2 separate regions of the Homo sapiens genome follow, and region 1 is linked to region 2. Evidence: read pairs that join two places in POLR2A ChIA-PET (ENCODE). Cell type or tissue: A673. All regions are shown on one strand.

The links. ChIA-PET counts read pairs that join two places held together with the same protein. Peaks named below come from ENCODE experiments on the same cell type or tissue, not always from the same donor. Only the 100,000 strongest peaks of a DNase experiment are listed, where the experiment ranks them.
Region 1: POLR2A ChIA-PET joins it to region 2 with 7 read pairs; 2 of 35 experiments call an interaction of 5 or more read pairs at or near these places.

The regions. Positions count from the first base shown.
Region 1 is chr12:50,442,777-50,446,776 of GRCh38, forward strand. The region is part of intron 8 of LARP4 (La ribonucleoprotein 4); the gene reads left to right. Among named protein-coding and RNA genes, the nearest start is that of SNORD133, 12 kb to the right of the region's middle. In A673, no CTCF peak of the experiment used is centred here; no DNase peak of the experiment used is centred here; H3K27ac peaks cover 660 bases.
Region 2 is chr12:50,713,472-50,717,471 of GRCh38, forward strand. It overlaps DIP2B (disco interacting protein 2 homolog B), which reads left to right. Exons shown (of 38, transcript NM_173602.3): 23 at 924-1,125. Among named protein-coding and RNA genes, the nearest start is that of ATF1, 49 kb to the right of the region's middle. In A673, no CTCF peak of the experiment used is centred here; no DNase peak of the experiment used is centred here.

The sequences.
Region 1 (4,000 bases), 270 kb before region 2:
ACCTAGTTTCACATAACTAGTAAGTGGAAGAACTAGGATAACAGTGACTTACATTTATTAAGAGGTTCTAAGAACTTACCATATTTAAATCTCATAATTGCTGTGAAGTAGGTGGGATTATTAGTTTCCATATTACAGATGAGGCTGTTTTCTAGCTGTCATTCTACTTCCTCTGTCTATGATGTTCTTCTCCCTTTTATCTTTCCCTGCTTTGAGGCTTTTATAAAGATATTCTCCTGAGTCTTCTTAATAGCTTTAAAGTTTTAAAGTATTTCAGAAGTGGGTCTTTGGTATATCTGGAATTAATTTTATATATAGTATAAGATAGGAATCTAGTTCTATTTTTCCCCATATATGGAAAGACATTTATTTCAACACTTAATTTTTTGTCATTTCTATTCTTCTGCAACTTCTGCAGCTATGAGATTTGTTTCAGATTCTCTGTTTTCTTTGAGTTCTGCTTCCCTGAACCAATATGGCTGTTTTGTTTTGTTTTGTTTTGTTTTTGAGACTGGGGTTTCTTTCTCTCTGTCACCTAGGCTCGAGTGCAGGGGCATGATCACGGCTCACTGCTGCCTCGACCTCTCAGGCTCAAGTGATCTTCCCACCTCAGCCTCCCAAGTAGCTGGGACCACAGGTGCACACCATCATGCCTGGCTAATTTTTAAATTTTTGGTAGAGTTGGGGTCTATGTTGCCTAGGCTGGTCTCAAACTCTTGAACTCAAACAGTCCTTCCATCTCAGCCTCCCAAAGTGCTGAGATTACAGATGTGAGCCACCACACCATGATTGCATTCCTGGATATCACTGTTTAATTTAATTTAATTTTATTTTCTTAATTTATTTATTTTTGAAATGGCGTTTCACTCTTACCACCCAGGCTGGAGTGCAGTGGCACAATCTCAGCTCAATGCAACCTCCACCTCCTGGGTTCAAGCGATTCTCCTGCCTCAGCCTCCGGCGTAGCTGGGGTTACAGGTGCCTAACAACCACGCCCAGCTAATTTTTGTATTTTTAGTAGAGACGGGGTTTTGCCATGTTTGCCAAGCTGCTCTCGAACTCCTGACCTCAGGTGATCCACCCACCTCGGCCTCCCAAAGTGCTGGGATTACAGGTGTGAGCCACCTTGCCTGGCCAGATATCACTGTTTTAATTATCATCATTTTATAATATCCTTATTTATTTCTGCTAGTTCTTTGTCCTTGACCCTATTTTTCAGGATTGTGTTGGCTCTTCTTAGATCATTACATTTTCAAACAATTTTAGAATATTTGTCTAGTTCCAACAAACAGCCAAACAAAATCTATAATGGAATTAATGGAATTCTGTTCAATTTATTGGTTAAATTGGGGACAGCTGGTTGTTTTAGCCTACATTATTCATTATTATGGTAACTATTATGTATTTCATTGTTAATTCAATTCATTTTTACTACTTTAAAATAATTTTGGTTGCTTTTTCTTCTTGGTGTCTTACTGATTTTTTTTAATGTTTTAATGTCTACAGATAATCACTATTTTGATTATTCCTTATACCTCCCATTTCTTATTTCTATTGCTTTTGCTGGGGGTCTCAGATATAGTAGTAAAAACACAAATATTTTATTATAAGTAATGTTTTTCTCTGCCATTTTAGTTTTTCTTTATGCTTCTTTTGATGAGCCATCACATAGCAACATAAGTTGCAAGAAAATTCACATTAACTTTTATACCATTTATTAAAATCAAATGACCTAACACCTGGAAAGACAGGTGCAGAAGCAAGGAATGCTATACTCCAATCCTGGTGGTGCTTTCTGCCACCAGCTGTTGTATCTTGAGTATGTCAGGCCAACCTGTAAGGTTCTGGTTTGTTTCTTTGTAGTGTCCATGCTCTTCATTTCTAAAGTTCTGTGATTTAGAAGTGATGACGTTGGAGGAAAGGGACATTAAGTGGATAATGTTTATCCACTCATTTCCTAATTTATTGATGATTTCATTAAGAGGCAGTGCTTCATTCTGTTTCAATTGTGATTTCTATGCCTGAAAATAACTGGTATCAGTTCCTTTCAGCCTAAGGAACTTCCATTGGTGTTTGTTACAGTACCAACCAGCAACGAATTCTCTTAGTTTTTCCTTAACTAAAAATGTCTGGTATTTCACACTCTTTTTTGAGACAGTGTCTTGCTTTATCACCCAGGCTGGAGTGCAGTGGTACAATCTCAATTCATTGCAGCCTCCTCTTGCCTCGCACCCACCCCCGGCCCGAGTTAGCTGCAACTACAGGTGCATGCCACCATGCTCAGCTAATTTTTCTACTTTTTTTGTGGTAGAGACGGAGTTTTGCTGTGTCATCCAGGTTGGTCTCTTAACTCCTGAGGGCAAGCGATCCCCCCACTAAGGCCTCCCAAAGTGTTGGGACTATAGACGTGAGCCACTGCGCCCAGCATTTGTGATGAGTATTTTCCATGGATACAGAATGCAGGGATGACAGCTAAAATTATTTTCCATTCTTTTAAGATACCATTCTGGACTCTTGTTTCTGATGAGATGTTCACCATCATTCACATGGTTCTTCCCCTGTATATGATGTGTCCTTTTTCTTTGCCTGCTGTCAAGATGTTTTATTTTTGGTTTCCAGTAGGTTGGCTATGGTGTGTCTAGTATGCTTTTACTTATTATACTTGGGAAATACTAAACTTCTTGGCTCTGTATGTTGATATTCTTTACTGCATTTGGGGAATTTCCAAATACTTGCCAAAAATTTTTTCTGCCCTCTCTTCTCCTTTCTTTTTTTGGTACTCCAATTTCATATGTTGGACTGATTGATGTCACTGAGATTCTGTTCATTTTTCTTCAACCTATTTTTGTTGTTGTTGTTGTTCTCCAGATTGGATCATTTCTGTGGATTTGGGTTCATCTTCAAGTTCACTGAACTTTTCTTTTGCTGTCCCCAATGTGATAGGACTGTCCAGTGAATATTTTAGATGCTGTATTCTAGAGTTTCCATTTTTCAAAATATTTCTTCTCTCTCTGCTGTGATTTCCCCTTAATTTCAATTTATTAGAAACATAAATGTTATCCATGAATATATGTACTTGTAAGAGCTGTATTAAAACTTTGTCTGCAGTCTGACATCTGGGTCATCTTGGAGTCCTTATTTTCCCTCCCTTTTTTTGATTCTTTTTCACCTGCAGTTCCATGCCCTGAAATATTTCTTTCATTGCCGTTTTCTTTTTTTCTTTTTTCTTTTTTTTTTTTTTTTTGAGACGGAGTCTCGCTCTGTCGCCCAGGCTGGAGTGCAGTGGCACAAACTCGGCTCACTGCAAGCTCCGCCTGCTGGGTTCACGCCATTCTCCTGCCTCAGTCTCCTGAGTAGCTGGGACTACAGGCGCCTGCCATCACGCTTGGCTGATTTATTTTTGTATTTTTTAGTAGAGACGGGGTTTCATCATGTTAGCCAGGATGGTCTCGATTTCCTGACCTCATGATCTGCCCACCTCAGCCTCCCAAAGTGCTGGGATTACAGGTGTGAGCCACCGCGCCTGACCAATTGCTGTTTTCTTGACTAGTGGTCTCTCTCTCTCCCTCTCTCTCTCTCTCTCTCTCTCTCTCTCTCTCTCTCTCTCTCTCTCTCTCTCTCTCTCTCTCTCTCTATATATATATATATATATATTTTTTTTTTTTTTTATAGACGGAGTCTCGCTCTGTTATCCAGGCTGGAGTGCAGTGGCATGATCTTGGCTCACCAAAACCTCTGCCTCCTGGGTTTCAAGCGATTCTCCTGCCTCAGCCTCCCGAGTAGCTGGTACTACAGACGCATGCCACCATGCTTGGCTAATTTTTGTAGTTTTAGTAGAGACAGGGTTTCACTATGTTGGCCAGGCTGGTCTCGAATTCCTGACCTTGTGATCCGCCCGCCTCAGCCCCCCAAAGTACTGGGATTGGAGGCGTGAGCCACCACACCCGGCCTAGTGGACTGTATTTTTAAAATAATGCTGTTTACTTGATTTTAGTTCCTT
Region 2 (4,000 bases):
GCTGTCAAACAGTGTAGGAACACAGCTGACTTTAAGCAAACATGCAGTTACATGGCTGCGAGCACAGGTACGCTCAGGGTAGCTTGTGGCCTCCAATGCTCGGTGTGCTATGGGCCTCACCCCAGATGTTTTTCAGAGGAGATGCATGGTAACATGGTGAATCACTTAAGTGGGGGCTCCTTTAGAGAGCTGCTGTTGTGTTCATAATAAAAATACCTTACTTCTGTTTAATTAGGCTTTGTTGGCTGATAGCTAAAAGATTAAAAGAACCAAAACAAATTTCTAGGTTTTTGACATTATCACTTAAGAGAGAACATATTGGCTGGGCATGGTATGACAGTAATCTCAGCACTTTGGGAGGCCAAGGTGGGAGCATCACTTGAGGCCATGAGTTCAAGACCAGCCTAGGCAGCACAGTGAGACCCCATCTCTCCAAAAACCTTAAAATTAAAAAAAAGAAAAGAAAAAAAATTATTTTAAATTAGCCAGACGCAGTGGTGCATCCCTGTAGTCCCAGCTTCTTGGGAGGTTGAGGCAGGAGGATCACTTGAGCTTAGGAATTTGGGGCTGTCATGGCTTGTGCCATTGCATTCCACCCCAGCTGACAGAATGAGACCCTGTCTCTAAAAAGAATAAAAACTTAAAAAGAGAACATACTGAGTTGCAAGTCAATATCCACCTTTGTCCATTTAGATTGTATCTTACCTCTCTTCTTTTAATCTCTGCCACAGCTGAAAGATGTGTATTATCTTAATGATTATCTTTAAATCTCTAGATATATGGAATCTTAGTGATCTGCCAGATTCTAGATCTAGAATGGGTAGAGTAAGAAAAATTGTAGCGTAAAATAATGGATTATACCAGGAATATGTCAAATGTAATAGAAGTGATCTCACTGAGTATTTTTGTTTGTATTTTTCTAGGCGATCGATAGCATTCATCAAGTGGGGGTTTATTGTCTTGCTCTGGTGCCAGCCAATACATTGCCAAAAACTCCACTAGGAGGAATCCATATATCTCAGACGAAACAACTCTTTCTGGAGGGATCACTGCATCCTTGCAACATCCTCATGTGCCCCCATACATGTGTGACAAACTTGCCAAAGCCCCGGCAAAAACAACCAGGTAATATGCTGGCTTCCAAGACCTGGCACTAAAATTCCAACTTCAAGAAGCTGGGTTCTCTCAGTGTGATTCTTTCTCTACAATTAGTTTACAAAGACTTTGGGAGGCCAAGGTGGGAGGGTCGTGTGAGCCCAGGAGCTCGAAAACAGCCTGGGCGACATGGTAAAATCCTGTCTCTACAAAAAAAAATGGAAAAAATTAGCCAGGCCCGGTGGTGCACACCTGTAGTCTCAGCTACTTCAGAGGCTGACAGAGGATGGCTTGAGCCTGGGAGGTTGCAGTAAACCGAGATTGCGCCATTGCACTCTAATCTGGGCGACAGAACCAGACCCTGTCTCAACAAAAAAGAAAGGGAAGATGGAAAAGGTGTGTTAAGGCAGCCCGGAGGCAAACATATCCTTGAGATGCTTTTGGAGCTATTGTAGAAAGAAAGAATGTGTTTGTTAGGACTAGTCTTGGCTGCAGGTTGCAGAAAAACATAAATTGCAGCTCAGGCAAGAAACAAGCATATTTTTGTCAGGTAAAAAAAGTTCAGAGCTAGGTAGTCCAAAGGCTAGGATAGTCACTCCTCAATCATGTTCTTCTAGCTTCCCATCTTTTTGCTCTGGTGTTTTGTCTGTCACCTCTTGTCATAGATACGCTACAGAACAAATAACCCTAAAACTCAGTGCCTTGAAGTAGCAAGCATTTACTTTTTACTCATGGAATGTGGATCTGCTTGGCTTGGCTGGGATCCACTGGACTTGACTTGGCTCCAGGCTTAGGTTGGGTTCAGAGCTGTTCCATGTGTCTCCTCATCATGGGACCAGCAGCTACCTGGGCCGTATTTTTTTCAAGGCAGATGGCAGAAGCAACAAAGCAAGCCAAGCCACATGAGCATATTTAAAGCTTCTGTTTGTGTCACATGTCCTAACATTTCATTGTCCTAAACAAGTGAGACCATGAAGTATACTTATCCCATCCAGCCATAACTAAGACAAGAAAGAAAGGAAGGATTGTGGGAAAATAAAATAATCGGCCACAGCCATCATTAGCAACTGCCCCAGGGCTCATTAGGCTCCCCAACCTCTACATCCCAGCCAGCAGGTAGGAGGAAAAGGTAAAGAAAGGATACTCTTCCCTTTAACATATTTTCTAGAAATTGCACATATTACTTCCTCTTACTTATTATCCTCCCACACTAAAGAATATAGTCTTTATTCCAGGCATGTGTCCAGCTAAAAACTGGGGGTTCTGTTATTAAGGAAGAAGAATAGGATACTGGAATTGATAACTAGCAGTTTTTGCCATAAGACGTTTACAGAATTTTATTGGAAAATCAGAAGGCATATTTACAGGTACAGCAGTGTCTGCAATTAGCTTCCTGGAGTTACTGCTTTCAGTATCTTTCATTCTCTGTGACCCACAGACCCATAGACTCACGAAATGCACACAGAAGAACATCCAGGAACTGCTGCTGAATTAGTTTTATTGTTTTAAACTACTGCAAAATTCACTTTTTAAAATATGCCTTTATTAATTTTATAATGTAAATCCCAGAATGCACAGTTTACATAAATACACTCTGAGTCCCTGCCTGTATTAAAAGGCTGTCTCCAACATGATATATCTATAATTTGTCATGAAGTTTCTTAGGGAGGAATATTGCATATTTACTTAAAATTGTAGTAGACACTTTGTAGACTAAAACTGTTCACCAATTGGAATACTTTATCTTTTTTGAGTTTTCTGTTTTATTTTTAAATTTTTTAAACTTTACATTTTGAAATAATTTCACACAAAAAAGTTGCCACATGTCGGGAGGCTGAGGCAGGAGAATGGCGTGAACCCGGGAGGCAGGAGAATGGCGTGAACCTGGGAGACGGAGCTTGCAGTGAGCCAAGATTGTGCCACTGCACTCCAGCCTGGGCGACTGAGCGAGACTCTGTCTCAAAAAACAAAACAAAACAAAACAAAACAAAAAGTTGCCACATGGTACAAAGATTTTCCTTACACCCTTTACCCAGCTTCCCCAAATATTTACCCTTTGAAAATTGATTATATGATTTAAGTGATTTTGTCTCATCTGTTTCAGTATATTCAGGATCAACAGATTTTGATAGAATAAAAGATTTTTAATATTAATCCAGTATAGCATCAGCCTATTTAAAACCTAGCTGGCAATAAGCTTTGTTTTATCATCTTTTTGCCATCTTCTTAGTTCCGTGAGGCGGATGACCATGAAGAGAGCAACCTAGCACTTTTTTCTAGAGAGGGAGTGGGCTCCCCCGTTTATTTTGAAGTGTCGAACCTATGGAAAAGTTAGACGAATAGTATAGTGAGGAACACCCATGTAGCCTATCCTAGATTTACGAATTGTTGCTTTTTTTTTTTTTTTTTTTTTTTGAGACAGAGTTTGCTCTGTTGCCCAGGCTGGAGTACAGTAGCGTGATCTGGCTCACTGCAACCTCTGCCACCCAGGATCCAACCACTTGAGTACCTGGGATTACAGGTGTGAGCTACTACGCCCAGCTAATTTTTGTATTTTTAGTAGAGATGGGGTTTTGCCATGTTGGCCAGGCTGGTGTCAAACTCCTGTCCTCAAATGATCTGCCCCCCTCTGCCTCCCAAACTGGTAGGATTACAGGAGCAAGCCACCACGCCTGGCCTTGCTGACATTTTTTTCCCTGAGTTTTTTGTTCGTTTGTTTTTGTTTTTTGAGACAGGGTCTTAACACTGTTGCCCAGGCTGGAGTGCGGTGGCATGATCTCAGCTCACTGCAGCTTTTTTTTTTTTTTTTTTTTTTTTGAGATGGAGTCTCGCACTGTCGCCCAGGCTGGAGTGCAGTGGCGCGATCTTGGCTCACTGCAAGCTTCGCCTCCTGGGTTGACGCCAT